Linked DNA regions of Homo sapiens: region 1 is linked to region 2. Evidence: chromatin loops called from intact Hi-C (ENCODE). Cell type or tissue: breast epithelium. All regions are shown on one strand. Each heading gives the region's core, and the rest is flanking DNA. Links, peaks and the distances in the headings are about the cores only. Region 1 overlaps CACUL1 (CDK2 associated cullin domain 1). Region 2 holds the start of PRLHR (prolactin releasing hormone receptor).

What was found. Peaks named below come from ENCODE experiments on the same cell type or tissue, not always from the same donor. Only the 100,000 strongest peaks of a DNase experiment are listed, where the experiment ranks them.
Region 1: a loop joins it to region 2, with 3 times the contacts of the local background. A loop is called at or near these places in 4 of 110 quality-filtered maps.

What each region holds. Positions count from the first base shown.
Region 1 is chr10:118,698,568-118,714,748 of GRCh38, forward strand. CACUL1 (CDK2 associated cullin domain 1) reads right to left here. Exons shown (of 9, transcript NM_153810.5): 4 at 8,925-9,020; 5 at 2,739-2,841. Among named protein-coding and RNA genes, the nearest start is that of CACUL1, 48 kb to the right of the region's middle. In breast epithelium, for the core only: no CTCF peak of the experiment used is centred there; no DNase peak of the experiment used is centred there.
Region 2 is chr10:118,584,614-118,600,794 of GRCh38, forward strand. It overlaps PRLHR (prolactin releasing hormone receptor), which reads right to left and starts at 11,035. Exons shown (of 2, transcript NM_004248.3): 1 at 10,903-11,035; 2 at 5,384-10,637. The coding sequence starts at 10,631. The coding sequence ends at 9,519. RefSeq lists enhancers at 1-1,170, 9,994-10,802, 10,803-11,611, 11,612-12,420. In breast epithelium, for the core only: no CTCF peak of the experiment used is centred there; a DNase peak (open chromatin) is centred at 5,968; H3K27me3 peaks cover 3,803 bases.

The DNA.
Region 1 (16,181 bases), core at 2,798-10,797, 110 kb after region 2:
CAGCAATTTCCATTTCCTGTATCTTGAGATACTCACTCATGAAGGAAACACAGAGGAACCAAAAGCTAGCACCAACCTACCAGCCACGTGAATGAGTCACACTGAAAGTGCCAGCCCCCAGCTGAGCCACATCAGACAATGCTGAGCAGAACAGAGATAAGCTACCCCACCCCAAGCCCTCCCAAACTGCAGAGCAAAATAAAAGACTGTTGTTTTAAGCCACTGTATTTTTGGATGATTTGTTATACACCGATAATAAATGGAACACTAGTTTTCCAGATCTATCTGAAGCCACGGGAAGGAAATTACTGATCAGATTGTAGAAAGTTACAGAAATTGAATGTAGTTATTTTTTTGCTGCAGTAAAGGGGTAAGTAATATAAAAATGTGTAAGTAGAAACGACATTAATAGCTGTGCTATTCTGGTTTAAACTTTAACCTCTCTTTGTCTCCGTTTCTCCATCTATAAAATGGAGGTAATGACTATACCTATCTTATAGGGTTAGGAGAATTAAATACTTGTAAAATATAGGTCCTACCACATACAAGCAGTGCATGTGTGTTTAAAAACCTTTTGATGATCACCCACATAATACAGTTAAACATTGTCCCTTGTTGTTCTGAAGCCCAAACCAATGAGGCCAGTTATCACTTCTCTAAGTACAATGCCTAACAACTGCTCAATAAGTATCTGATAAACTCAGTTTTTTCCAATTTACCAAAGCTTAAGGACCTTTTCTGTTTACTTGGAAATAAAAAGGTATATCCACCTTTAAGTGTAATTTTTATTGAAAACCGGACAACATGATTATGATTATGTTTTCTCTCACCAGCTCTGGACTACTATATTCTCTCTTGAATATTCTCTTTGCATACGTCCAATAAAATTAGTTTCCAAATTACTGGCAAATATAAAAATATATTTACAAACTAGACCGGCTTTTTCTACCAAATGGTAGCATTTCTCTACAGAATTTTACCAAGATTTCAAAATGCTCTATCTTGTCATGAAAGCAAAAAGACAATGTCAGTATCAGGAAATACTTAAGTGGTTATAATACCTGGAATACCTCATGAGACAATTTTTTTTTTTTGAGACAGGAGTCTTGCTCTGTCGCCCAGGCTGGAGTGCAGTGACGCGATCTCGGCTCACTGCAAGCTCCGCATCCCGGGTTCACGCCATTCCCCCTGCCTCAGCCTCCCAAGTAGCTGGGACTACAGGCGCCCGCCACCATGCCCGGCTAATTTTTTTTTGTATTTTCAGTAGAGACGGGGTTTCACCGTGTTAGCCAGGATGATCTCAATCTCCTGACCTCGTGATCCGCCGGCCTCAGCCTCCCAAAGCGCTGGGATTACAGGCGTGAGCCACTGCGCCCGGCCAAGACAATGTTTAAAGATGTTGATAAACATCTCCCAGCCTTACAAAAAAAAATGGGAACATAATAATGAAATGTATATTATCTTCAACTACACTATTCTTTGAAAAAAAAACCCTGCCTTTCTAAACTTGCCCCATGCTTGATAATTCCTTCACTTAATTCAGCATCAAAAATGAAAAAAAAAAAGTTTATGGTCAAGCTTAGAACAATTCTTTTGTAGATTCTGGTAAAAGTTCATTGTGGTGAACGCTAATTACGGCTCAAAGGAAAGCAAAAATACATACTGCCAACCCAAATATGTGCCACATTCGAAAAAATGACTTGATGTGTCACATAAGATAGGAGCTTTAAAAGGACGCTGAGGACACTGAGACATTAGGTTACAGGGACTTCCTAACTCCACCTGGAGAAGTATATTCTTTCAGGAAAGGTAGAATGAGATGCTACCTACTGCGAGGGGGAAGAGGACTCAAGAATGGGAAGAGGAGAGGCCAGGTGCAGTGGCTCACGCCTGTAATCCCAGCACTTTGGGAGGCCGAGATGGGTGGATCACGAGGTCAAAAGATTGAGACCATCCTGGCCAACATGGTGAAACCCCATCTCTACTAAAAATAGAAAAAATTAACCAGGCATGGTTGCGGGCACCTGTAATCCCAGCTACTCGGGAGGCTGAGGCAGGAGAATGGCGTGAACCCGAGAGGCAGAGCTTGCAGTGAGCCGAGATCACACCACTGCACTCCAGTCTAGGCGACAGAGCGAGACTCCGTCTCAAAAAAAAAAAAAAAAAAAGAATGGGAAGAGGAGAAACGAACTGAGCTTAATGTTCTTAATAATCTACACAGGCACATGAAATATTTTACAAATCCTAATTCACAGGAGAGAAAACTCAGGGCCACAAGAGGCAAAGACGTTTGCCTAAAATAGAGAATAAATGACAGAACCAGACTAGAGAAGAGTTTCTGCACTAGAGTAAAAATCAGAGGATTCTGTACTACCATTTCAAAAAAATAACACTGTATTCCTTCTAGAGTTACTAGTAGTAAAGTTAGAAGTGAACTTCCTAATAATACTTTCCCTACTGTCAGGAAAAAGGGGCGGCGGGGAGGGGGCAACAAGTTCTCAGGGCAGACACAAGGGCACTGTCCAATGACCTGGTCAAGGTGCTCACAGCTCACCGGGTGACCTTCAAGTCCCATTTTTAATTCTGCAGTGTCTCAGGTGGGCTTCAACACTTCCTGCTATCTGGTTCAGAAGATGTTAACATTGGGGTTTACGTGACAATGCTCTCAGACCAAAAAAAAAAGAAAAAGGAAAGATCATTGCTAGTGTTATCTCACCCGTATAAGCTGAATTACTTACGCATTAGGCTGTAAATGTGCTTTTCTGCAACATGTTCCGTAAACAGCTTTATAAGGTCATCTTTTAAGTCTCTGTTAAGCTTGGTTTCGATGTAAAACTTATTCTGAAAAATAAAATAAAATCTTTTTTTGTGTATTAATTGGGGAAATGATTAGTCTAATGAACTGGAGCACTAAATATTTTAGAAAACAATGCATAAAGGCATCAATTAAAGCAGAAAAACTCAACATCCAACAACAAAAGCCATGCAACTATTAGTTACTTGTCTTTCTGGCACGGGGTGGAAAGCATAAAAAAATGTTTTGAACTATACATCTTCAAAAGAACACTGGGAGATACCAACATTAACTAGACAGGGATGTACAAACATTGTAGAATCACACTGTGTGGAATACCCTTTAAAAATACATCACCAAAAGACAACATGAGAAACACTAATGAAAAGTACCCCATTTATCAATGATCTGGGTTGAAAGCAGGCTGTGGACATGCACTCGTTGACTCCCCAGCACACACTCAATTTCACTGATTAAGTCATTCAGCTTCTGGCATTCCCTGGGGACCACCTTTGGTTCAGAAGTAGACACTCAAGGCAGCCCAAGCAGACTTAGAGAAATTGTGGTGTGAGGGAAAAATCTCCTGCAGTCATCTTATAACCATGAGGGGAATGTCAGGCCTCTGAGCCCAAGCCTGCATGTATACATCCAGATGGCCTAACGCAACTGAAAAATCACAAAAGAAGTGAAAATGGCCGGTTTCTGCCTTAACTGAGGACATTATCTTGTGAAATGCCTTCTCCTGGACAATGAGTCTCAGAAGCTCCCTGCGGAGCTCCTGGGCCGAGCACCTTGTGACCCCTGCCCACCACAGAACAACCCCTTTGACTGTAATTTTCCACTACCTACACAAATCCTATAAAACTGCCCCAGCTCATCTCCCTTCGCTGATTCTTTTCGGATTCAGCCCACCTGCACCCAGGTGATTAAAAAGCTTTATTGCTCACACAAAAGCCTGTTGGTGGTCTCTTCACAAAGACGCCCGTGACAGGGAACAGGATAAAACCGATGTTACGGAGAGCAGAGAGACCAAAAATCAAGTCCTTAGTAATACTATTGAACCACAGATTCAACCAACCCTGGACACAGCCTTATTTCTGGAGTTTTATTATAAGAGATAATACTCTTCATTATTTACTTAAATCACTTTGAATCATGTTTTCTGTTTCTTGCAGCTGAAATCCTGACTAGAATTACTGGCAAGTCAAAGTTTTTCTTTTTTCTTTTTTTTTTTTTTGAGACAGAGTTTTGTTCTTGTTGCCCAGGCTGGAGTGCAATGGCACGCTCTCCACTCACTGCAACCTCTGCTTCCCCGGTTCAAATGATTCTCCTGTCTCAGCCTCCCGAGTAGCTTGGATTACAGGCGTATACCACCACACCCGGCTAATTTTTGTATTTTTAGTAGAGATGGGGTTTCATCACATTGGTCAGGCTGGTCTCAAACTCCTGACCTCAGGTGATCCGCCAGCCTCTGCCTCCCAAAGTGCTGGGATTACAGGCGTGAGCCACCATGCCTGGCAAAAAAAGTTTTTCATATTTAAGTGTTAATGCAGAAGAGTAGAAAATACATAGAGGAATGTTAAGTTGCTCACTGATTCTCTCTTAATTTAATTTAAAAAATTTTTTTTGGAGATAGTGTTTCAATTGCCCAGGCTGGTCTCAAACACCTGGCCTCCCACTTCAGCCACCTGAGCAGCTGGGATCACAGATGTGAGCCACTATGCCCAGCCACTGAATTCTTAACACACGTTTCTCTCTTTAAAAAAATATATAAAAATAAGATGCACATGGTTAAAAAACAGAAAGCATGCAAAAGAGTATGCAATAAAGAGAAGTCTCTCAATGCAGACCTTCTGACCCATTCCCAAAAGGTCCCATTCTACACTGGGAAAACTTCTGTATATTCTTTCTAGGATGTTCCTTGCATATACATGGATATGCTTTTTTCCCCCTAAAAAAAAAAAATACTAGTGTGAAAATATTAAACACTGCATTGTACCCTGCTTTTTCATTTAATGTTGCATCTTGGAAGATTTTTCTCTAAAAAAACAGAGTTGTGTTACTTTTAATTGCATATTTTTCTGTGTCTTTCATAAATTATTTAAATAATAGTCCCTACTGATAATACAAATGTTCCTCAATGTTCTGCTATTTTAAAAACCTGCATAATTCTTATATACATATTTGTATGTATTTATGAGTTTATTTGTATAATAAATTCCTAGAGATACAATTCTTGAGTCAGATTTTTGCATATTAAACTCTTAACAATAATGCGAAATAGTCTTCCAAAGAGGCTTTACCAATTTACATTTCCACCAAAAGTGTGAGAAGCTTGTTTCTTTATAGATTCACCAGAACTGAATATTGATCAAACCTTTCCAATTTCACTAACTAAAGTAAGTTAGCGGAAAAAAAGTTATTTTATTTCTTAAATTGTGATATTGGGTATATTTTCATGTTTATAATCTTTTTTTTCTATGAACTGTCTGTTCATATGCTTTGTCCATTTTTCAACAGAAATTTAGGGTTATCTTTTTCCAATTCATGAAAGCTGATTATCAAGGAAAGCAAACTTTTGTCTTATATTTTCCAATTTTGCATTTTTTCCCCACTTACTTTTAGCTTATGATATTTTACTGTACAAAGGTTTCCAAATTTTGTATTGTCATAGTCTGATATTTTCTTCCAGCCTGGGTGACAGAGCGAGACTCCGTCTTAAAAAAAAAGAATAAGGTAGTGGCTAGGTGGTCGTGCTTAGGCTCATGCCTTTAATTCCAGCATTTTGGGAGGCCAAGGTGGATGGATGTTACAGACCAGCCTGGATAACATACCAAGATCCCATCGCTACTGAAAAAAAAAAAAAAAATTCCTAACATTAGGTATGGAAAAATCTACTCCTTCCTTACTGATCTGAAATGTCACCTTTCTACTAAACTTCTACATTTACTTCAGCTTATTTCTGGGCTCTGTTCCCTTGATCTGTCTATCCCTGCCACCAATGACAATCATTATTAATTACCATAGCCTTCTCATTCATTTTAATATCAGGTGATAGAGACAGAAGGCAGTCAAATGCCTAGGCAGACAGGGGTGGTTCTCCAGTGAAAGCCCACCTCCAGGCCCAAGACAGTTTAAAGCCTGAAAGCCAAGCTACAGGCAAATCCTTGGGCAGGACTGAGAACTTGTCTTCCCGTTTGGCACACTTCCCTCTGATTGACCCCCACCCTTCACCTATTTTACATATATCTACCCTTTCTTAATTGGTTTCCTACACTGTTATGCCCACCTTTGAGTAGTGTCCTTGCTTTAACCTTTTTTGTATATTCACAAACCAATCAGCATGCACTCCCCATTCTGAGTCCATAAAAGGCCTCAGACTCAGACACAAGGTGGGGGTGGGGGGAGCACCCCCACAACCCCTCTCCACTGAAAGCTGTTTCATTGCTCAATAAAATTCTTCTCCACCCTCCTCACCCTCCAATGTTCAGCACATCCTCATTCTTCTTGGGCGCAGTATAAGAGCTTGGGAACTGCCAAATGCGGGTACAAGCTGTAACACAGGCGAGCTGGGGCACATCAGCATGGCCGAGCAAGGCCCGGGTGGGGCACTGCCAGCCAGGGGTCCCCAGCTTGCAAAGTGACCAAGAAGAAAAAATCCTACATCAGTAGGGCCTCATACGTGAATTCTGATAGTTGAAATTCAGAGTAAGTCTGAAGTTCATTCTTATTTATCTTTTATAAGTTTTACTGGTTATTTTTTTTTACATAAATTTTATCAGAAGAGATTAAGTTAGCTGTCTTCCACATTTCATTTCTAAGTATTTTCCCCTTTTTAAATTAATAAAAACTTCAAGCTATTTTCACAACTGAAATTTTTAAATCAAAATTTAGAGCAAAAGTTGATTTGGCAGTATACCTTAAAGTCTTTGAAATAAATTAGCCATCTCTTTGAGACTCTGTAGTTTATATTCAATAATAAAAAATAATATAACTGTTTAACTCCCAAAATAAATTTTTCTGCATTTATAGTGCTTTTCTCTCCTGGTATATTGTCCTATTGACATTTAAGACCTGAATGCACAGCATTTTAATGTACCCTTTCTACTCTTTGTAAGTAACTAGAAACCATTAAAAAGAAATAGTATGAAAACTTCAGAAGTACTTAGAAACTCAAGTTAGTCTACCTCTTTTCAACTTTGTCTCAGGTACAGTAATGTTAAATTCCAAAATTGTAAGCAAAAATAAATGTCTTTATTTGACCTCTGTAACTTTCAGCAAGACCTTAGTTACAATTTATTTTCTAGTTTAATGACAATTTCTTGATATTCATATAGACAGACTTCTAACAAAGACACTAATTTTGACAAATATTTAAAAAAATTTGTTTCTGTGATATCAAAAGAAACTTTGCTTATTATGGCACTAGTAGGTTAACATTTCAAACTATTTTCTTTAATATACTTTTCCAACAAAACAGTACCAAAGTTCAAAGAATTTCTATCTTCTGGACAATAAAAACAATTTACATAACAAATTCTCAAAAGTAACTACAAAGCAAATTCAAGCTCTTAATCTATAAGAAAAGCTGTAGTTAAGCTTTACAATCTAAGATCCCTTATTTGAATCCTGCTAGCTGAAAGAGTAAGTTTGAAGTTCGTTTATTCTTAATTGACACAGACCTCTTAAACCCCAGGATCCTACCATAAGGTGTAAGAAAGCAACAATGGCAATACAGAAAAGCGTGAATCACCTTCCTGTCTTAACTATTTTTGTTTTAATAAACTAGCTATTTACCTTTTGATTCAAAATTATGATAAATTAGACTTTTGTTTTTATTACTCACGCACCTAACCAACATGCTTATCTGGTAAATGCCATTAAAATGGCAGACATGCAAGTCAAGAAACCTATTTACCCAGCCTTAATTCCTTTATCCACAAATAGGCCCTGTCTTTCAGCTCTGCTTCCATACCTGGTCTCTACTGAAAACTTTAAACAGCAAGAATAAGGAGTCGGCTCGCACGGAAATAAAATGTTTGCTCTATCAGTACAGGACATTTAGTTAACACACTCCTGATCAATAGCCCATGATAGGATTTCACCAAAATGATACAATGTAACTACTACCTCCCAGGCTTACACTCTTCCCAGTAAGTTAATTCTGCTATCCTAGATGCACTTATTCCTAATGTCATCAACAATATTTTTCCTTAGTTTCATGATTCATAAAGGAGTTTTGGCACTTAAACCAAAAGAAAAGGCTTTTTATACATTTCTTTCTTGGTAAAAGGCAAAAACCAGTTTCTTTGGCATTACATTGACTAGAAAACTCGTACTATTAAAATTGTTGTCAGTAACCAAGAAATAAGTGTAAATGAAAATCAGGAAGCACTACATGGTCTTTTGGAAAGTGCCTTCTAAATTAAAGACAGGGGTAGTTTTGTTTTGTTTTTGTTAAGTGCATTTTATGGAAAATAACATTTTTAAGATTGCTATCCACATACAGCAAGCTACATGCTACAGAAGGTAGGATCAACCTGAACATCTCATTCACTAGTCTAATAAAGAAGAACGGGGATCATGGTTTCTAAGGGCTCCTCCATTCAACAGGAGCACTAACATTAAGATTCTATGACTCTCGATATTTAAAACAGGGAGGAAGCTGATCAACAAAGTCACAGTCTACAGATTATACTCATAGCATAACTCTCCAAATAAAACAGATCATCAGAATGGCAGCAATGTTTTACTGTTCTATTTTTATGGAATGATTTACTTGGCATTTTACTTTCTGAGGACAAGAAATCTTACATATCTTTATATTTCTGGAACCAAACACAGTGCCTTCCACATAGCAGAAATAAAATAAGTACTCATGTGGGTGACTGCTAATCTTAATGCCTACTTGTCTATTCAGCAATTGTTATGGAATTTCAAAGCAGAAAAAGGGGAAATAATTAAAGTTCTTCTATGTCAACAACTATCGCACATTACTGAAATAACTTAATTTCCATTTCTAACACAAATGTAGTAAAAGAAAAACAGAATATGCTTAACTCTCTGCATCTATTTGTGCTCTCAACAATACACCTAGGTATTTGGGAAGGAGGAAGGAGCTCTTACTTACCATATATATGAAAAGAGGCACAATGCTCTGCAATGCTCCCATATATTGTCCAAGAGCTATATTAAATCTTTCAATATAGAGATCTGGAGGGCTGGCCTGTGAGAAAGAACAGAAGTGTGATCAATCTGGGAAACCAGGGAAAGACCTTCCACCATAATTTGAAACACAAACAGAAGGAATTCAAAATTCATACTGAGATTCACAATTAACAAAAAAAAAAAAAAAGGAAGACACGTACACTCTGAAGGTAAGACTTCCACCTTTGTTCCAAAATCTGCTATGTAAAACTGAAGTTTAGCCATCTGCAAAAGCTGTGTAACCTCAACACGTTAATTAAAAGGCTTCTTCTTTTACTGCATAAAAAGGTGCACTAAGGCTGGGCGTGGTGGCTCACACCTGTAATCCCAGCATTTTGGGAGGCCAAGGTGTGTGGATCACTTGAGGTCAGGAGTTCAAGACCAGCCTGGTCAACATGGTGAAACCCTGTCTCTACTAAAAATACAAAAATTAGCCAGGTGGGGGTGGCAGGTGCCTGTAATCCTAGCCACTTGGGAGGCTCAGACAGGAGAATCACTTGAACCTGGAGGCAGAGGTTGCAGTGAGCCGAGATCATACCACTGCACTCCAGCCTGGGTGACAGAGCGAAACACTGTCTCAAAAAAAAAAAAAAAAAAAAGATGCACTCAACGATAAATGATTTTTAAAAACTATTACTGAATTACATGGATATTCTATATAGAACCAAACTATATTTGAACCTGGAATGAGTTGGGAGGATATTCAACTAAGTGGTATAGGCTTAATGTACTATTAGAATGGCTAATGAAATTTATAATTACCTTAAGCACAGAAATATTCTGATTTCTATGCTAACTTGGTTGTAAACCCTTCTGTAGCTAATTATAAATATTAGTTAGAAAGCATGGACACAAATGACCCATATACACCTTCAGCTCTGTAGAGCAGTAAAACACAATGCATTCCTCTATTAACTCACTTTTACAAAATACCAAATCATAAAACCATCAAGAGAGAACACTACCAACTTTTTTATATGTTATAGACTGAATAGAATATAGACTGTGTTCCTCGAAAATTCCTATGTTGAAGCCCTAAACCCCTAGTACTGCCATACTAGGAATAAGGAAGTAATTAAGGCTACACGAAGTCACAATGGTAGAGCTGTGATCTATAGGATTAGTGTCCCTAGATGAAGAAACACCAGAACGCTCAGGTTCTCGCTCCTCCCATAGGGCTCAGAAAAAAGGCCATGTGAGGACTGCAGTGAGAAGGCAGCCATTTACAAGCCAGAAAGAGGGCCCTCACCAGGAACCGAATAGGAAGCACCTTTGTCTTGGACTTCCTAGCCTCCGGCACCATGAGAAACAAATTTCTTTGTTTAAGCCACCCAGTCTATAGTACAGTTGACCCTTGAAAAACCGGAGAGTTAGGGGAGCCAACACCCAAAACACAGTAAAAAATCTGTGTATAACTTTTCACGTCCCCCCAAATTTAACTACCAATATTGCCTACTGTTGACCAGAAGTCTCACTGATAACATAAACCATCAGTTAACACATATTTTGTATATGTATCATTTATACTGTATTCTTACAATAAAGTAAGCTGGAGAATATTAACAAAATCATCAAGAAGAAAAAATATATCTATTCATTAAGTGGAAGTATATCATCATAAAGATTTTCATCCTTATCTCCAACAGTGGGAAAAGGGTTGGCCTTGCTGTGTCAGGGGTGGGAGAAAATCCGTGGATAAGTGGACCTACACAGGTCAAACCCGTGTTGTTCAAGGGTCAACTGTATTTTGTTGTGGCAGCCCAGTCGAAGACACTGTGTTTTACAGAAGTGCATCCATGCATGATTTCATTCTATTCTCTAAAGCTAAATTAATTAGGTCCCATTTTAACACTAAAGAAACACCTAAATGGCCAGTAATTTGTCTAAGACTAGACCGTTAGCCAAATGATAGATCCAGGTCTTCCAACTAAGAATTCATTCCTGGGTCAGAGTGTTGGGGGACGAGCATGGTACAAAACACAATGCAAACAAAACTGATTCTACACAAGAACTAACTTGTGGCAGCCCCACAGCTTATCAATCATATCTTACACATAAAGTCTTGCTTTCAAATAAGGATATTAAGAAATGCCACATGGAAGGATTCCTAAATATTAAATTTTAAAACATGAAATTATAAGACCACTTCAGCTAAGCTGTTTCATAAATGTCCAAATATTTTGATACTATTTTCAAATAAGATTCAACTCATATTTCAGTTCTACTTAGAAGCTTATATATATGTAAAGAATTGTCTTTATTTTTTCTAATTCATCGTACTTACAGGTCTGGTGCACGCTAGGTGCTTTTATTTACATTTCTTTTTTTTAAATTATTATTTTTTTTTGTACATTTTGAGAAAGGTCTTGCTCTGTCTTCCAGGCTGGAGTGCAGTACCATGATTACAGCTCACTGCAGCCTCCACCTCCCAGGCTCAATTGATCAATTCTCCCAACTCAGCCACCTCCCAACTAGCTGGGACTACAGGTATGCAGCACTAGGCCTGCCTAATTTGTTTGGGATTTTTTTTTTTTTTTGGTAGAAATGGGGTCTTGCTATATTGCCCAGACTGGTCTTAAATTCCTGGGCTCAAGCAACCCTCCTGCCTCAGCCTCCCAAAGGGCTGGGATTACAGGTGTGAGCCACCACACCCAGCGCATTTCTTTTTCTTAGTCCTTCTAACTGCCTATAAATTGAATGTTATTTCCATTTACAGATGAGGTGATTGGGGCTCAGAAATAGTCACCTGTCTACAGTTCTACAGTGAATAAACCCAAGACCTACAACTCAAAGCATGATCAATCCAAGGCCTTCTACACCTACTTAAATTCTCTTTTGGCACTCTGAAACCTTTTCACAAACTTCTCAACGTAGGGCACAACTGTCTACACCTCTGGTTGCACAGCAAAGAACAGGACTGACAATGGGAATACTAGCACTCCCCAAAAGACATAAGGCCTCCCTGACTGTTCTTTCTACCTAACCATCTCTCTCTGCACCCACTAAGCTGGCTAACTTCTCCTAGTCATTCCTTCAAAAATATCTGAACTACATGGCCCTTCAGTGGGGCCCCACTGCACTCACTTCCCTCACTGGGTAGTCTGCCACTACCTTCAAACCCCTGGAGGGCAATATTTGTGTCTTATCTGTATATCTCCGGTGCTGACCACAGTGCCTAGAACATAGTAGATAAAGAATGCATTGTTTTGCAAGGAAAGGGTCTTGTTCAAATCTAAACTTTGACTCTAAATCTAATTTAGCATTATTTAAATCTAAATTCCTACTTAACAAGGCTGTATGACATTAGGGAATTCATTTTGCCCTCTAAATTTCAATTTCCATATATCCAAAATAGGAAAAATACTAGCTGTGGTACTTCTAAGATGTGAAGGAAATCAAAGAAAATAGTGTGTGTTTTGAAAATGTCAAGTATTACACATGTATATGCAACTAGTAAGTAAACTCCTTTCTGAATTAACTACCCATTTGTCTAATGCTTCAAAAGAAATCCAACAACATTTTTGTTTTTGAGATGGAGTCTTGCTCTGTCACCCAAGCTGCAGTGCAATGGCATCATCTCGGCTCACTGCAACCTCCGTCTCCCAGGTTCAAGGGATTGCTCTGTCTCAGCCTCCTGAGTAGCTGGGATTACAGGTGTGGGCAACCACACCCAGCTAATTTTTGTATTTTTAGGAGAGACAGGGTTTCACCATGTTGGCCAGGCTGGTCTTGAACTCCTGACCTCAAGTGATCCACCCACTTCGGCCTCCCGAAGTGCTGGGATTACAGCCGTGAGCCACCGCACCTGGCCTAATAACATTTTTAAAAGCATTCTTTGTTAACTAAAGAACTTGGTGAAAATGGTTCCATGTTATAGGCAAACTTTTAACTATAACTAATGAACGGAATCATACGTAACATCTTCCCCTAAACTGCTTTGAAGAACTCTAAAAATGGTATTTCGGCATTCAAAGAAATAAATTTTAGAAGTATTACGTGAAAAAAAATCTTAAAAGCTGTTGCATTAAAATAATGTTGTTTTTACAAAAGATCACTTTATCCAGAAGTTAAAAGTATAAACATTGATCAAAAAGTACATTTACAGCAGACAGAATAAATAAAATTGAATTCCTTGTTCAAGAACTCCCAGTCTCAAAGACTATGCGTATTAAAAAGTACTTTCTGTACTGAATCAAATGTCAGAACACAGCTTTTTCTACAAAGTAAAAAAGTATATTTCATGTAGCCCTTATTCAAAACCTTTTAAATGACAGGACTATAAATTTTAGCAGTCTTCTAAAATAAACCTAAACTCCTTCCTAGGAACCTAGAAATGTCATTTAAGAAAAAAAACCTAATCAAATTGTTTCTCCTTAAAATTTAAGTTCAATACACTCTAGGCCCCATTGGGGAAACTGTTAACTATTTGATTTACCTTATTTCAACATGACAGTATTTGGCTTGGACATTCAAGTTTTTACCCCTGAACAAGCAAGCTTTGCTTTTTCCCCAAAGAAAACAAGAAAAAAACTGCCAGAAAAATAATAACCATTGTTACAAGATCTTTGGGGTGTTGTTTTTCTGGCCAGAAACCCCTCTGGCAGGTGGCGCCTTTACCTGAGTTTTGCTCAGGCCTACTGGGCTCATTTTGCCCACTCGACCTGGCAGGCTGCGCTCGGCTCATGCTACTGGCCTGGGTCCCACAGCTGCCAAGGGCAAGTCAGTACGTGGTGGTGCCTGGAAGCTTGAAACTCCAAGAACCAAAGGGCCCCAAAGGGCCCCAAAGAGGGAGTCACAGCCCTGGCTCAGGGAGCTCCCAGGCTGGGGCTTCCCGAAGGGCCACAGCTCTTCTTTCCTTCTCTTCACCCGCAATGTGGCAAGCAAGTGGCATGTCTCAGCCCTGTTTGTGTTACAACTCTTTTAGCCTTGCCATTCAGTGGGTCCTGAGTTCTTGTCCTGTGACCAGAAGAAAAGGTACGCAGACAAGTGGAGGAGCAAGACAAAGAGGAGCTTCACTGAGCAACAGAACAGCTCAGAGGAAAGCTGCAGGGAGTAGCTCCTTTCCACAGCCAGGGTGTCCGGACAAGTGTTCAGCTCCTAGCAGAAAGGGTAGCTCCTCTCTGCAGCTGGTCGTCCCACTGTGTGCACAGCTCTCAGCAGAAAACAGGCCCTAAAGTGAGTGGCTCCTCTCTGCAGCTGGTCATCTCAACAACTGTTCAACTCTGGGTAAGCCCAGGGCTTTTATGGGCCCAGAGGGGAGGAAGTACGTGCCCACTGGTCCATGGCCAGCCACAGGCAAGCTGGAAAAGGCACCACAAGTTCCCACTCCAGTCTGTAGGACTGGCAGCCTGGCTCCCAGCCTTCAGGCCCTCCTTAGCTTGAAGGTGGAGGCCTCACTGGGGACCTGCCCTCTTCCACCCAGGAACCTGTCTGCCTCCTGCTGCCATTCATGGCGCCCAGGCTGTAGGTGCCAAGGGGCGCCTGCAGGCCAGCGCCAAGCTGCCCTCAGCACCCCTTGGCTTCCTTTCTGTGCTTGTCAGTGCCCAAAGTCCGGAGGGGGCCGAGGCAGCAGAGGGCTAGTGTGTTAGCACTGCCCTCAGCGTGTGCACAGCTGGCCAGGCTGCGACAGCACCTGGGCTCGCCCCCAACTTTGCTCCAAGATCAGAGTCAGTGCCGACAACTTGGAGAAGCCAGGCAGTAGTAACAGACACTTCTGAGCCTTCGAGGGCAGGGGGTCCTTCCTGGGCCCCCAAGAATGCAGGGATGCCTGAGTCCACAGCTGTGGATTGGGTGGCTGCAGCAGCACCCAGTGTGCTCCCACCCCAACTCAGAAGAGGCTCTTGCCGGCTCCATGGAGCATGCAGCCCCACCTGTTGACGCCTCCCTGCTACAGCAGCGTGATGGCAGTGGCCACTCCAGATGGGCCGCCACTGCCATCACCATTACTCCAAACTTGCTCCAATTTTTCTTAACAGATCTGGATTCCCTGAATTTTGTAATATAACTGTGTGAGAATATTTTTTAAATAATGAGTAATGTATTCATCTGGTTTAAAATTCAAATGAGTTCAAATGGGTTTAGAGTAAGTTTTCCTTTCATTCCTTCCTCCCTGAACCAACCAATACTTTTTATATCCTTCCAGAAGAACTTTATGCCTATACTAGAAAATAAATGTCCCATTTATAGTTCTTTATACACAAATGCTAAGGTATAATCACACATACCTGCAACTTTCCCTAACAATGTATATCTTGTAGTCAGTTTTATTCCAGTGGTTCTCGCTAACTTTTGGTCTCTGGAAACCTTTACATTTCTAACAACAACTCAAGATTCCAAAAAGCTTTTTGTTTATATGCAGGTTGTATCTGTAAGTATTTACCATAATAAAAATTAAAACTAAGTTCTAAAAATACTTATTAATTCATTCTAAAATGACAATAACAAACTCATCACCATCTTATTTTTATAAAAAATAACTATTTACCAAAACAAAATTTAGTAAGAGGAGTGTCACTGTTTTTACATTTTTGCAAGTCTCTTTAGAGCCTAGCTTAATAGAAGACAGCTGGATTCTCATATCTGCTTCTGCAATGAAATCAGTTGTGATGTGTTATTTTCTGAAACGATCAATGAATGTTTTGTACTCTATTCCATTAAAAACCACGGGTCTATCTTCTACTTTAAATGGATCTTTTCTGTATACATTTTATTACATCACACATTGGTCATTTGGAAAATACTGATTCTCTGAGTTATGTAGATCTTCCCAATGTTGATTTCATTAGACGGTATCAAAAAAATACATCTCTGATGAGACAGTATTAACACCTATCTCATCAGAAATCTTTTTAAGTATTGGGAAGCTATCAAGGTCACAGTGGTAGATATAAATTTTCCAAAATTTTAATTTTCACTTCAAAGCACAAGTTTCATTATTGGCAACAAATACTGTCAGTCATTTTCCTGGAAGTGACAATCTTAGTTCACTAATTTCTGAGAAAATGTCTGTCAAATACCAAAGTCTAACCGTAGTTTGTCAGTCTTTTTTTCAAGTGAAAATACCGTTCTATGCAGAAAAGCAGGGTTAGTTCAAAATTCATACAATCACATAAGCACCTTTTCTCAAAACCACCACTGTACTCTGGTATGCGGTGTCCCATTTCTTTACATAAAATATTTT
Region 2 (16,181 bases), core at 2,957-10,956:
CATCAAGCATCTTTATGTTATTTTTCATCCATTTTCATCACCGTTGAGTCTCCATGGTTTATGATTACCTTACGACATTTTTAAAAAGAAATTAACTTCAACTTTCTAGCAGCTATCTGCTAAGATACAGCTGATGACTCATAAAATGTGAATCACAACACTGGCAGGCCTGGCTGGAAGCCATTAGTGTGCAGTGGTTACTCAGGCCCATATTCCCCGAGTTACAATTTGCCACTTTTCAGAACCCAACACATGTTTGTTCCCTCTCATTTGGGAAGAATATGGAACAAGGGCTCTTGAATATGGAACAAGGCCTGAAGAAGATGCTGCCCTGGACTTGTGGTAGTCCTGTGGGCCAGATAACCCAATGGCCAGTATGAACCTCCCATTTTAGAGGCGTAAAAGGGTTTCTTTCCCTCCCTTTCAGTTAGGAGTATGTCACCCAGTTCTGGCAAGTGATACATAACGAGAGCAACTGAGAAGGCCTCTGCCTTCCTGCACTGAAGGAGAGTTGCTGGTGTTTCCCTTTCCCCTTCCTTCTTGCCTCGGATGTGGATGAGTATCCGGAGTTTTAGCAGCCATTTTGAAGACCTGAGGTAACAGCATCAGGATAAAGGTGAAGCAGTTAACGATGAATGGAGGCAAAAGACAGAAAAAGATTTTAAGTCTTCAATGACACCATTGAGCTACTGGGCCGACCTGACACCCACCCACCTCCAGACTTCTTTGTAAATCAGATGATAAAGAACCTTAGGACTTCTGCCTTGTGGTTAGTTTGGTATTCTGTTACTTCCTACAGAAAGCATTCCTGATTGACGTGGGAATTGAGCATCTGTGGCCTAGATCCCATATGCTACCTTTTCTTCCTGGGGCAAACGTGAAATGTTGAACGAGGTAAGACATTCAGATATGATGCTAATTACTCTCTAAGGCCCTTTTCCACCTATCTCTTCTTCATCCTCACTTAAACTGGCCCACTTCCAGTCCTGATTCTCTCTCTCCTGGACCATGCAATAATTCCTTAATGTATTTCCCCACTTCCTGCCTTCCCATTCCACACTTTCCCTTTTGCCAGCATTAGGTCCCAGAGTACCTTCCTAAACAAGTCATTCTTTTATCTCCCACTCACCCTAAACCTTCACTGGCTCCCCACTGCCTCCCAAGAAGAGCTAGACTCCTTAGGTTGAAACTCAGGGTAGGACTTTATAGTGGTTAGGAAGGCAGACTTTGGACCAAATCCCAGCTCCACCACCTCCCATACATCATTCCTTGGCAAATTGCTTGACTTTTCTAAATATCTGTTTTCCTATCTGTAAAATAAAAATAACAATGAGAATGTCTACTTCCTAATGTGCTGAGAAATAAGTGATGCAATGTAAGGTACAGCACTGTGCCTTACACACAGTAAGAATTCAGCCAACCTAACTGGTATTACTAATCTTCCTGAATCTAGTTTCAGCCAGCTTTTCACCACTCTGTCTCGTAAGCACAGCCTGCACTCTTTCAAATAGGCATCACCCTTTCCTTCCTTTGCTAATCACCTTACCCTGCCCATAGCATGCTCTCCTGCCACTACTCTCTTCATTACATAAAATCCCAGGCATTGGCTGGGGGTGGTGGCTCACGCCTGTAATCCCAGCACTTTGGGGGGCCAAGGTGGATGGATCATTTGAGGTCAGGAGTTCGAGACCAGCCTGGCCAACATAGTGAAACCCTGTCTCTACTAAAAATACAAAAATTAGCCAGGCATGGTGATGGACAACTGTAATCCCAGCTACTTGGGAGGCTGAGGCAGGACAATCACTTGAACCCAGGAGGCAGAGGTTGCAGTGAGCCAAGATCGTGCCATTGCACTCCAGTCTGGGAGACAGAGCAAGATTCTGTCTCATAAAAAAAAAATAAAAGAAAATCCCAGGCATCCTTCAAAGTCTAGCTCAAATATCACCTCCTGCATGAAGGCTTTTCTGACTGCCAGGGTCATACATGAACAGCCCCACCATTGAATTCACATGGCATTTGTTTATGGTTTATGTATCACTTTTCTGACACTTAGTACAGAAGTCAACTGGCCACATTTCTCCACCCCAGGCTGACCTCATCCTTCCATCCTAGGCTGTCCCAATCTCTCCACCCCAGACTGGCCCCATCCCTCCACCACAGGCTGGCCTCATCCCTCCACCCCAGGTTGGCCCCATACCTCCATCCTATTCTGGCCCATCCCTTCACCCCAGGCTGGCCCCATCCCTCCACTCCAGGCTGGCTCCATCCCTCCATCCTAGCCTGGCTCCATCCTTCCACCCCAGGCTGACCCCTTCCCTCCACCCCAGGCTGGCCCCATCCCTCCACCCCAGGCTGGCCCCATCCCTCCACCCCAGGCTGGCCCCATCCCTCCACCCCAGGCTGGCCCATCCTTCCACTCCAGGCTGGCTCAACCCTCTATCCTAGGCTGGCCCCATCCCTCTATCTAAGGCTACTGCTCCTCTGGAGAAAGTCTCCTTTAAATGACTCCACCCTTGGGAGTTTCAGCAACTCCTCCCTGCCCTCTGGTCTCTGGATTGAGAGATGACAGCTCCTCTGCTTGTAGTAGCTACTGGTTCCTGCACCATACTTCATATTTCCCTACCCTTCACCTTCACCTTTGTTGACAAAACCTCAACAGTATTAAGGGCCCTGCTGAAATGCTTGCCTGTGGGCAAATAAGGTGAAGGATTTGACTCTTCATGGACCTGTGCCCATGTGGATTCATGGCTAGAAGAGGGACCCTACCATGCTCCTGACTCCTGGGAAAATCCTACCCTGGGTTGGCAGAGTCTCATAGACACCAGTTGCTGTCTGCCAGAGAACAGCTGGTGGGCCTGCCCCAGCCCTGGTGGGGTGCTGTGCAGGATCTGGAAGCAGCTAAGGGGAAGGAGTCCCACCCCCTCACCCAGATGGTTTTGGTCTCTGGGAGGGCTTCAAGGAGGACCTCGCCCTCCAGGGACAGAGGGACAGCTTTTCAGTGGCTGTGATTAGACTTCGACTCCTCTGCATTTCCTGCAGGGCTTAGGGCACCTTCTAAGTTCAGATTTATCTCTTCTAACCCACACCACTCACTGGCTGAAAAATGATTGAACAGTGGTCCACCCAGGCATGGATTCCTCTTCAGCCAGAATGAGTATGACCCAACATAGAAGTCTTCTTTGATATAATTTTAAGAGGAGGGATGTGGAAGTCAGTTACACAACAATGATGTAGTTTAATCGCATTTTGGTAAAATACAAACTGTGAATATGTTTGTGAATGCTCCTGGAAGGGCCTAGGAAGGAAAAGCACAAACTGTTAACTCGCCCAGGGAAGACAGGTGGGAAATATTCACTTACTACTTAAAGAAAAAATATGTTGATTTTGTAATTAAAAAAAAAATCTACAGCTGTCTTTGCTATTCAGCAGGCCTAGCTTTAGATCAACGAATTGCCTGGGGCAATGGACCAACAGGTGGGTTTGGCTTTTCTTCTGGGCTGCTGTGGTTTCACCAGCTGACCCCTCCTCTTCCAAAAACGTAAAGTGTGAATTCACCACGTTGCAGGAACCTCGGCTTTCAGTGCGTGTGGACTTAGCTGGGGGCTGAGGGGCTGCACACCCTGGAAAAACAAAGGCAACTGCTGCTCCAGAAGCCCCACTGGGAGAGCCCTGTGGGGCGACTACATCTTGACCTGCAAATTTCCTTCCCTCTTTGCCCCTAGTCCCGACCATTTCCACTAGCAAGGAGTTTGAAGGATGTAGACTCCTTGAGTCCCCATCACGCGAAATAGGTGGTTTGTACTACTTCGAACTTGGAGGTGATGCGCAAAAAACAATGACCGAGGTGACGCAATAATGCCAGAGCTGGATGGGGAGCCCAGCACCTGCCAAGCAGCCCCGTGCCCAGCCACCAACCAGGGTGATTGTGGTCTAGGCTAGGGAGGAAAGCCCAGTGCCTGACTGCTAACCGAGAGCTCAAACCTGGAGTCTTAATTTTTTCCAGGTCAAAAGGGTGTTTTCATTGCTTGGCAATAACTGTGGGGGCAAGGAGGGGTTTCACAGTATAGCTTTCCATTTTTCATTGGATGTCATTTCAGAAGAAGGAGATGGGTCCTGAGACCAGGGGATTTAGTCATCAGCAAGTTAAGGAGAGGATATTGTGAGAGCTGAGGGAGGGAGAGAGGCAGAGAATGCTTAAAAGCAGACTGTTTCTCCTTTGCTTTTTTTGACTCCAGTTTCTTTACTCCAGAACCAAACATAAAAATGAAACACATTTGACCTTTCATTGTTAGGCTCCTCTGGAGAGCTCGCTGTGAGACTTACCAGGTTGAGAGCCCTGTGGAGAGTCTATGCAAACTCCTGTTATCCACCTGAGCCTGCAGTTTGACCGCAAAATGACCAATTGTGTGAACTCCAAGACCCCACAGTGTGTGGGAAATACAACAAACTGCAGCCTTCTAGGAGCTTAGTGCAGACTGCCTTCTGCAGTGGAATTAGCCAGGGGTTCTCGCCATCATCTTTCACTTTGTAGCGATTGACCAGGAGATGGATGCTTGAATCCCACCAGTTCCCCTTCACTGAGGCAGAAGGGGCTTAGAGAGGAGATACAGATAATATGAAAAAGTAGCAGAAAAAGGCATGAGAAATAAAGAGTGGAAAAGGAGAGGAATTGTGTTAAAAGCAAAGAAAAACAATTCAAAAACCTGTGAGAAGTGTACATGCCCAGTTTTCAAAATAAGGCTGTTTCCAAAGACTGGAAAATGTACAGTCTTAACAATCAAGATTGCAACTCTCATCCATCCAAATATTTTACATTTCCCACATCTGTATACTATTTTACTTTGTAGGATAAATGGGTCGCTGAAAAGGTATACATATGTCCATTTTTGAGTGGTATTTTAGGTGTACTGAAAAATCTTTTTTATGACTCCATCATGAACATTTTAGAAACCTCGTGATTTTGCTTATAGACCCATATGTGGGATGTTGTTAGACCTTCCCAAATTATGTGTGAGAAATGGGTGATAAAATGCTAACATTTAAATAACTCTCCAATATATGATGGTATAGAAATTAGGCATGAAGTTCTCTACTCTCATTTTGATGGACCCGTGGATTTAGGCATATGCAGTCTTGGGGAGTAGAGAGCTTGGTGCCATATATTTAAATGCTGGCATTACTGAGGTTGGGGGCAGGGGGTCACAGAAGACCCAAAATGAACAGTTCATCTCTGGAATAAGGTGGAGTTGACAAATCTAGGTTGAATAGCATGTTTTCCTTGACATGATTTATCCTTGCTTTGACTCTGGCTATCCTGAGGTTGTGTAGTTACCCCATATGTATAACTGGCTTGGTTTATTAATCCTGTGGCTGAAGACTGTGCAACTGATTTAGTATTTATTGAGCTCCCACAACATGCCAAACACAGTATAAACCCCAGCATGTAGAGCTTCACATGTGATTCAGCAACACATGCATTTTACACACATAGCAAAGACATCAACGCATGAAGGTAAATCAATCAAGAACCTGCCTTGGGAAACAAAGGTGCTCCTGACCTCTCGTCTGTGAGGGACAGGCCCTGTGTTCACTCCCAGATCTAGCCACACTCTTGAGGTTAGTTTTGTGCCTTGCATTTGAAAGACTAACAGATGTTCAGGAATGCAAACCACAGGACAGAGGTCGTGGGTGAGCCTACCTGAGAAAATAAACCTGGAACTTAGCTATCCCAGTAAAACAGCAGATTGAAAATTCACAAGGACAAAAAATCAGACGGTTATAGGAACTGGAATATCCTTACCTTAGCATCTCTCACAATTGCTATTTCCAGGTAGCTGTTGGAGCATGCATTGAAACACTCTTCTGCCAGTTTAATGAGATAAATCTATTGATTGGCTGCCAAAAGTGTGACCTGGTGACAAAGCTTGCAAAGAGGATTACAGAACCTCCCATCAGCCTTGAGAAGGGCTGCTGCCAAGTACCAAGTTGGCTCAGTTCCCAGCCTGACTGCCTGTATTACTCCTTGCAGGAAGAGGACTGTGTATACATCTTAGATGCTTGATATTAACCAAAATGAATTATTAAATAAAATTTTCTACCTACAGTCCTACGCAGTTCTCTCTGGGACTCACCTCTGATTTTTTTGAAATTCGGTTTGATTTATAAACTAGTCCACAACACATTTCAGATGTTGTAAGAATTAATTGCTGTTCCGTTGCTGATTTTCATAATATGTAAAGATGTTTATAAGCACAATCTAATTCTCCAACCTCTTTAAGCTCTTTATAAAGTCCATGTAAGTGTTTCAAACTTAAGTTGTAGGCATGACAGAAACCAGTGGCAGCTTTTCTAGTAATTAATGGAGATGCTTGTTTTTCATAGTTGATATAAACTTAAGCTAATCAAGGAGCACTTTTTCTAACACCCTGACAACCAGGATTTAAAATAATTCATGGTATGTAAATTTGTTTTTTGTTGTTTTTTGTTGTTTTTGTTTTTTTTGTTTTTTTGAGACTAGATTTTGCTCTGTCACTGAGACTGGAGTGCAGTGGTGTAATGATAGCTCACTGCAGCCCAGTGATCCTCCCAGGCTCAAGTGATCCTCCTGCCTTTGTGTCCCAAGTAGCTGGGACCACAGGTGTGCACCACCACGTCCGGCTATTTTTTGTAGAGATGGAGTTTTGCCATATTTCCCAGGCTGGTCTTGAACTCCTGGGCTCAAGCAATTCTCCCTCTTCGGTCTCCCAAAGTTTTGGAATTATAGATGTGAGCCATGGTACCTGGCCATGGTATGTAACTTTATAATACAATTGACCTAAGGTTGAATGATGATATTCCTTCTGAATTGATTGGACTGATACATAAGAAATATGTAAGTAAACTGTTGAACGAATCCCTATATATTCTGATTTCAATAATTTGCCTCTTTGTGATTGAGCTGGTATTGCCTGAAGACTAAAAGAGTATTCTCTAAGTATGGCATGTAACACCGTCAAATTCAGCTCCAAATTATTAACACCTTTGGCAGGTACAACTAAAGCTTCATTCGGATGTTTCTGAGATTCATTAGAAAGAGGATTCCCGCCCCCACCCCCCACCCCGAGATGGAGTCTTGTTCTGTCACCCAGGTTGGAGTACACTGGCACAATCTCAGCTCACTGCAACCTCTGCCTCCCTGGGTTCAAGCAATTCTCCTGCCTCAGCCTCCCGAGTAGCTGGGATTACAGGCGTGCGCCACCACGCCTGGCTAATTTTTGTATTTTAAGTAGAGACAGGGTTTCAACACGTTGGCCAGGCTGGTCTCAAACTCCTGACCTTGTGATCTGCCTGCCTCGGTCCCCCAAAATGCTGGGATTACAGGTGTAAGCCACCATGCCCAGCCCTAGAAAGGATAATTCTTAAGGTGCTTAATCTTGGTTGCACATTAAAATCCCCTGAAGTGCTTTGGAAAATGCTAGTGTCCAGGCACCATCTCAAATCAACTAGACTCTTGGGAGGAGAGCCCAGACATCAATTACAAAAAGAAAAAAAAGTTCCCCAGGTGATTCTAGGAGCAGCCAGGGTTGAGAACCAGTGATTCAAACCTTCCAACAAAGAGCCGACGATGAATCAGATCCCTCCCCAAATAATCCCTCTCCTTCCCCTCTACCATCTACACTCTCCACACATGACCATCAAAGGAACTCTCTGAGGAAATGAGAAATGTCTGGCCCTGAGCCTCCCAAGTAATATAGCTGCTGGAAGCACAGGAGCCAGTCCTCGGGATGCCTGGGAGATGAGCTTATCTGGGGCAGGGGTGGGTTGCACTATTAGCACACAGGTTCTTTGTTCTCCAATCCACGGATGAAGCTCAAGTTCATTTAGCACCATTGCCAGAGGTAACCTCCATACCCATCTTTGCCTGCCTTTTCCTTTCTCCCAAGCCAGCCTTTCCTACCCTTTACTGTGTGCAAAAAGTCTAGCCCTGTAACTACTAAAGATTCCTATGCCAACCAGCCCAACCGTGATCACTCCCACTCCCACCATGGTTGTTGACATGAATGTAATAGGATTGAACCCTTGTCATTCCCATATCATCCCTCTTTCCTTTCCTTTTAGGGCACATTTTAATGAATGAATTGAGCTTATTTCTGAATAAGAGAAGCAGGAGGAGGTGAAACAGTGATTCTTGTGTTCAGTGAGCTGGGAAAGTAGTTGAACCCTACAGATGGTGACTGAGTTACTGGGAACACAGAGGCTGATCTGACAGCTGGATATTATGTATCATTTCCCAAGACTCCTGCCCTCACTGCCCAAGTTGCTTTTCCAACAGTGTGGAGACCTTTGTCCCAAGGCACTTGTCCTCATTTACAGAACTCACAGGAGGTTAAGGTGATGATTATCAGCCTGGTATCATGCTCCACAGTCTTCACCTTTTCCCTTAACCCTGGAGGTAATTAGTGTTTGATCTACACATCATGTGGGTGGTAGCTTATTCTTCTGTTCTGTCCTTAAGTAAACTTCTGCCGGTCCTTGATTTCTGGGTTGATCATGTTCCAAGAATCACTACAGAGCAGGTGCTGAGCAGTCAGATGACAGCTGTTGATCTGTTGCAAGTGAGCAATTAGAGACTGCAGGAGAATGCCACGCTACACAGTTTACATTGAGTATTCAGAAAACCAAATATTTGAGTGCCCACTTTGTGGCAAACACTGAATGTGTACCCACACATACACACACATACACAAACACACATACACAGAGGATGTCTGTCCTTAGGTACAATTGAATGACCTCTTAAGTGAATTGGACCTTTTCCTCTTTATTTATCTATCTCTTCATTGACTAATTCGTCTCATCATTTTTAAATAGTAGTTGGGGAGGAAAGGGGAGAAACAATAGCAAGACCTTTCTAAAGGGAGCTTGTAGGTGTTTTTGTACTATAAACTCAAGTGGTTTTAAAACGAAACCCTTTTGGCATATAAAGGTCTTACTCAGGAAATGCTGAAATCCTAGATGTAGAGTTTTAATACATATTTACCTGAAATTCTAGGAATGCAAGGGTTCAAATGGACTAAGCAATATCATGGTACTCTCAGCTGGGTCCTTTTTCTAAAGGCAAACTGAAAATCTTTACCAAGCCCAATGCATTCCTTTTAAATCCCATTCATATTGTTCATTTCACCAACGAGCAGGAGGAGGGGACGCCAGGAAGGCAATCGTGGTTCTGAAATACTTTTCTGAACGTGGAGAAAAAGTTTTGTTTGTCCTTCAAGGGCATAAAGAAGAAATAAGAAATCCTCTTCCCTCTCTTTGGCCTCCCCCAAGCAAAGAGCAAGACTCTCACCAAAGCCCGCTTAACATTTTACAAACACACAAGGACAAGACAGACAGCCGGACAAGAGGGCTGGGCTGGAAATGTTGCCCTATGTTGGCTTAGCTAGCTCTGGTGCTGAGAATAAGCACCAGATTGACCTCGAGTGGTGCCCTAGGAGGCCAGTTGAAGTGGAGCTCCTTGACCAAGGCCTGGCTAAGTGGCATCAGATGACCACGCTGACGGTCATATTCTGGCCATGGGGGGCTATCTTGCGGGGCCAAGCGACCAACAGTTTGCGCAGCTCCTCGCGGAAGCTGTCGTGCAGCCAGGCGTAGATGAAGGGGTTGTAGCAGGCCGAACTCATGGCGAGCCAGTGGCAGAGCAGCTGCACCAGCCCAAAGGCGTAAGGGTCGATGGCGTGGGGGTCGAGGTCCCGCAGCAGGTTGAAGACGTGCAGCGGCAGCCAGCAGACGGCGAACACCACCACGATCACCACCAGCAAGCAGAAGGTGCGCCGGCGCCGAGCGCGGTCCCAGTCGGCCTGGCTCTGGGTCACGCAGCCCGGCACCACGCGGTTGCGGAGCTTCACTGACACCCGGACGTAAGACAGGAGGATGACCAGCAGAGGGAGCAGGTAGGTGACCAGCAGCAGCCCCCAGGCGTAGAGCTGGCGCTGGCGCTCCTGGGAGCCCCAGAACTCCTCGCAGAGGCGCACGTCGTGCGGCTTGAGCTCCACGTGATAGGTGTGCACGGCGGCGGGCAGCGCCAGCACCGCGGACAGCGCCCAGATGGCCAGCACAGCGTAGGCGCTGAGGCGCAGCGAGATGCGCCGCCTCAGCGGGTGCACCAGCACGACGTAGCGGTCCACTGCGATGGTGGTGAGCGTGAACACCGACACATAGACGGTGACCGGCTGCAGGAAGAAGACCAGGTGGCACAGGCCGCCGCCGAACACCCAGCCGCGTGGCTCGAAGGCATAGGCCAGCGTGAGCGGCACGCAGGCGGTGCACATGAGCACGTCGGACAAGGCCAGGTTGCCGATGAGGAAGTTCGTCACGTTGTGCAGCCGGCGCACCCGCGCGATCACCAGCACCAGCAGGCAGTTGCCCACCAGCCCCACGACCACCACGACGCTGTAGAGCAGCACGATCAGCCCCTTCAGCTGATGCACCAGCTGCAGGCTCTGGAAGGGCGTGACGGCTGGAGCGTCCGCGCCAGCCACCGACCCGTTGCCCGCCGAGGCCTCTGCGCTCTGGTTGGCGGGAGTTGTGACCGCCGGCGGCAGCCCAGAAAATAAGTCAGAAACCCTGGGGCCCCGAGTGGTCGATGAGGCCATGGCCACCTGTTCAAAGGTAATCAAAGTCCGTCACTTCCCTTGCCATACTCCATCCGACCTCCTACACCAGCCGCGCCCCTCCCCCATCGCCTGAGTCCTCCCTTGGGAATAACCGGCCACAGAACAACAGCAAAAGTAGCAAAAAGTGTTGTCCTCTCACCTCTGTAAAATAAACCTAAGCACGGTTAGAACATACGGTTTATTTAAACGCTTCCGCCTCTATTTACGGTCCTCGCAGTCCACGCAGGCAGACTCAGGAGCGCGATCCTACCTGGGAGTGGGGTTTGGAGAGCGGGAAAGCACTCGCGGGAAGAAGGGGCAGAATTTCTGCTGGCCCTCGGTAGTCCTCTGCCCACGTCGGTGATCCGGTCTCGCTTCTCCGCGGGAGCTGAACGGATCCAAATGTTTCCCAGTGGGCTAGCAGCTTCTTAGAGGGACTGGGAGCGCCTCCCCTCAGCTCCGCCCCCCACTCCAGCTCCCATGTATGGAAAATAGGGGTGGAGCGCGCTCTGCCATGCTCGGTGCTTAGAGAACTAGTGAAGAGGACAGTGTGGGGAGGATGGAATCCGAAACGGGAGGAGGGGCCGGCAAACCTGGCCAGAGCAGCGAAGAGGACGAATCTCTACTGCAGGAGCTTGCACGGCCCCTGGAGGGTCAGGGTCCGGAGGAGCGCACAGTGGAGGAGGGCGGAGGAGAGGCGCGAAGCGTCAGGCTATCGGGAGGAGCCGGTGCAGTCTTAGGAGGGAAGGAGCGGGGAAGGAAGTAGCGGTGGGAGATTGCAATGCAGCTGGGGGCTTGAGAGAGGCACGACTGACCCGTTCTTAAAGGCTGGATCCTGCCTAGCGGCCAGGTTGCGGAGGGCAGAGACGCTAGAGGGCTCGGGCTGGGATTTAACAGCAGAGCCTGGAGCTGGTCGCGGACCTGAGGACCCTCACCCTCCCGTGGCCCCGCCACACGAGCCCCCTGCTTGGCTGCAGCGCGCTCAGCGGGCAGCGGGTCCGGCCAAGCCAAAGGCAGGAGTCAGCACCACGGACAGCTTCCGCTGGATCTGCCGCCCCTCGGGCGGATGATGTGGGGAGGAGCAGGGGAAAATGACTAGGGAATTCCTGCCCCTCTCTGGATCCGGGTGTTTGGGGAAGGAACCTGGTCCGGTTCAAAGACCTGCCTCGCTGCCTGCTTTCTGGGCTGGGGCTGAGAAGAGTAGGGTGGAGTGGAGGCAGCTGAGCCGGGGGCCTGGGGGTCGGAGACTCATGACTTTTGCTCCTCTTGGTGGTCACCGCACTCAGTGCCAAGGACGGCGTCGTCTTTTACCTCCCGGGGTCAGAAAATGCAGCTCTCCTGCCAGTTATTCTACACAGGCACACTTCAGTCTGGCCCAGCGACTCCCCGGCTCACCCTTTCTCTCGCTTTCTTTCTCGGCTACCGCGACCTGTGCCGTATCTGGCTGCTTCTCCCAGCACAGAGTAGTTCCTGGACTGAGACTTGACCCCTCCCTCCTTGACTGAACACCCACAGGCCTCTTCTCTTCATTTTAGGATTTTTTAAAAATACTGGTAATTGCAGATTTCAGCTAGGGTAACAAAAGTAACAAACATTTGAGAAGCTTAGGCGTTTCATAAAATCTTCAGTAGTATTAAGTCCTCATTGAAATGCAAATTAGCCTGGCCCACGGGGCAAGAGCCAGGGGAGGAGGGGCCTTTGTAAGCTCCCTCCTTAGAAGCTATCTCATTCCCTCAGCCTCTTGTTTCCTTTTTCCAGAGCATGGAGCTTCATTGTCTCCTCTCTGATAAGTCCTTGTACTTTGTCCTCTGGCTGCAGATATTCCAGTTAGACTGGAAACTAATATCAATTTATTCCACCCTCCAAATTTAAATGAATCACTCATATAGAAAAAAGTCAATATTGGAACAAAAGTAATCAATGTTATGCACCTCTGTCCATCCTAAGCTCACGGTCCCTGAGTTATAATCAATTTAGCTAAAACCAGTGTGTGTGTATATATACATGTATATGTTAGGACAAGATCTCACTCTGTCACCCAGGCTGGAGTGCAGTGGCACAATCATGGCTCACTGCAGCCTCAACCTCCCAGGCCAAAGCCATCCTCCCACCTCTCAGCCTCTCAAGTAGCTGGAACTACGGGTGCACACCACCATGCCTGACTAATTTTTGTTTATTTGTTTCTTTTGAGGCGGAGTCTTGCTCTGTCGCCAGGCTGGAGTGCAGTGGTGTGATCTCAGCTCACTGCAACCTCTGCCTCCCAGGTTCAAGCGATTCTCCTGCCTCAGCCTCCCGAGTAGCTGTGACTACAGGCACGTGCCACCATGCCCAGATGATTTTGTATTTTTAGTAGAGACGGGGTTTCACCATGTTGGCCAGGATGGTCTTGATCTCTTGACCTCGTGATCCGCCCACCTCGGCCTCCCAAAGTGCTGGAATTACACACGTAAGCCACTGCGCCTGGCCTAATTTTTTGTAGAGGTGAGGTTTTGCCATGTTGCCCAGGCTGACTGAACTCCTAGGCTCAAGCAATCCTCCCGCTTCAGACTCCCAAAGTTCTGGGATTACAAGCATGAGCTACTGCACCCAGTCTCAGTATTATATATACTTTTTTAATTGCAGAGCTCTAAATAGGATACAATCAGTGCCTGCCTAATACCTTGCCCAGTAATTTTTCTCATCATTTTCACCTGCAGGGTTTTATGCACCCAAGAGCAGGGGCACTCTTTTGTTTCAAAATCTCTTAAGCAGAGGAAATTGCGATAAAGTCAGTGAAAAAGGATTTGGGATGTTGTTAGGCCTCCTAACTAGAGCCATCATTCTGGTCAATATCATTATATTGGTCAATTATCATATATAATAGTAAAAGTAATAATACGAAGACAACTTTGTCAATAACTGAAGGTCATGTAAACATGGATATTTGAAGTTTCAATATTGGGGCACCCTCCAGAGGAAAGAGTGGATCATTTGCCAAATTCCAGATAAAGTTGGGCAAGCATTTTAGTATTATCAATATTTGCAAGGTGGAAAGGAAGTGAACAGCTGTCCTTTGAAGAGGGAATGAAGATTTAATGTGGCCTATTAGGGCTTCATTCCCTCTTCTCCTCACTGGAGTTAAGGCTAGTCCCTCTCCCAGCCAGCACATCATGATTAAATCATGCTAATGTTCAGACTGTCCAGTACTAAGAATGCTCCAAAAACCTGAGAGAGCATAAATAAACAAAAAAAAATAGGATAAATGAAGGAAAGGTAATACTTCATACAGTAGACAGCAAACTATGGGATTTTACTTCCTCCCATTCTCCAAAAGTCTTCAATAGCCCATCCAACCAAGGCCAGATGCTTTCGCATGGTATTTCCAACCAGTGTGCACTCCCTTTCTGATATGTCCTCATTTTTTTGGTCTAGCTTCCCACCTCTGTCCATTTTACTTCCTAGGTACAAGCCAAACTTTGCTGGGTGCTGAGATATCCTCACCATTCCTGTCTAATTCCTCTCTTAAGGTTTATTTCTTTTCTCCACAATGTCAGTTGTTTAATCCCCACTCAACTCTACCTGTCCACATTCTTCACATCCTACAAGACCCAACCCAAGGACAACTGTTCTCAAAGACTTGTCCCTTCCATAATCTTTCTGTCTTTTATTAATTTCTACCTTGAAATTACGGAAGTGTTTAGCTTCCCTGCCTCCACCAACCCTGACTGTAAATTCTTTATGGACAGGGCCAATGTCTTGATACATTTTGTACCTACAACATGCCACGAGCCCAGCAGATACCCAATACATGTGTTTTTCTTTTTCTTTTTTTTTATTGAATGAATAAAAATAGTTACCATTTACTTAGGGCTTTAGGCATGCCAGCCATTGCTAAGTACATCACACAAATTGTCTCATTTGAGTCCCCTCAAAATTATTATTATACCCATTTTACAGATGAGAAAACTGGCTCTCAAGTCAAGAAACTAACCATAATGGCACATCTAGTATGCAGTGGGGTTGGAATTTCATCTTAGATCTGCCTGATTCTGGCACCACACCACTCAACTACTATACTTCACTGCCTATGAATGAATGGCAGATGTACCTGCAAAGACTGAAAATACAAGCAGGTTCAAATGAGATTGAATAAATACAGGAACCCCTCCCCCCATGGTTTATTAAGAAAGCTCTAGAAAATTTAGTTACAACTCACACCTTATCATGTTTAAGCTAAACAGATCTTCATGCCTTACCCCAAATGTCTCTTGCTTCCATCCCATATAGGAAACAAAACCTTGGGCCATAGTGCTACTGGTGGGTCTTTGCTCCCAGAGCTCCCAAGATGGTGGTGGGCCACTCCCAAGCAAGACGGCGGCAAGCTTCTTGCTCTCTGACCTGGGGTTTTTGGCCTCACGGATTCCAAGGAATGGAACCTTGGGCCATGCAGTGAGTGTTATAGCTCTATTAGAAGCCGTGGGTCACGGAAGAGAACCATGGAGCCCAGCAACTAGTGTTCAGCTCGATTAGGACAAACCCAGGCACTTAGCCGCACAGGAACAATGGTGAGAACCGGAACAGCAATGGGCGCCTCACTGGATCAGAAGCGCAGCGGACACCCTGCTGCATCCAGAGGGGTGGAAGTCAGAGGCGGGTCTGCGACGACGGCAATCAGCAGTGGTGGACGGCGAGTGAAAGCTCAGCTCGAGCTGGAACAAACACAGACCAGAAGAGTGTGCAGTTGCAAGATTTAATAGAGTGAAAACAGAGCTCCCATACAATGGGAGGGGACCCAAAGGGGGTTGCCACTGCCAGTTCGAATGCCTGGGTTTATATCCCGATCATTGTCCCTCCCCCTGTGCGCTCAGGCAATAGATGATTTGACTATTTCTTTACCTCCTGCTTTTAGCCTAATTGGTATTTTAGTGAGCCCTCTTTACTACCTGATGGGTCGGGTGTGAGCTGAGTTATAAGCCCCATGTTTAAAGGTGGGTGCGTTCACCTTCCCCAGCTAGGCTTAGGAATTCTTAGTCGGCCCAGGAAATCCAGCTAGTCCTGTCTCTCAGTAGGAACTTCAGGGGATGGTCTTTGCCGATGATAATAGGTGACACTATGTGGAAAACAGAAGACAGAGACGACAGAAGTAAGGACAGCAGTTAGAGTTTTAGGAAGCTTCGTTAAAGGGATCTGAAGATTTGACATCAACTAAGTCCATGCTGATACGTTATAGTTAGCCCAAATATACAGGAAACCACTAGATATCAGTTTTGACTACTAGCACAAAGAGCTAATTTCTAGCACAATTGTTTGACACTTGTCTAAGGCCAGGTAATAACAGGGCAGAAGCCCTCCCAAAGTGAGTTTTGTCTTCTACACCTGCCCTGTGTGCTTTCCAACAGCCAGATGCCACCATGGCTCCTCAGGCTGAGCCAGGCACCAGTTCTAAAAGCTCTTCCAACTCACTGCCTGGCCACACCAGGACTGGCCACCTAAGGCAGAACAGCCTATGGCAGGCAGTGTAAGAATGGATACGACCATTCACACAAATGTGAAGAAAACTGTGTGTTTCCA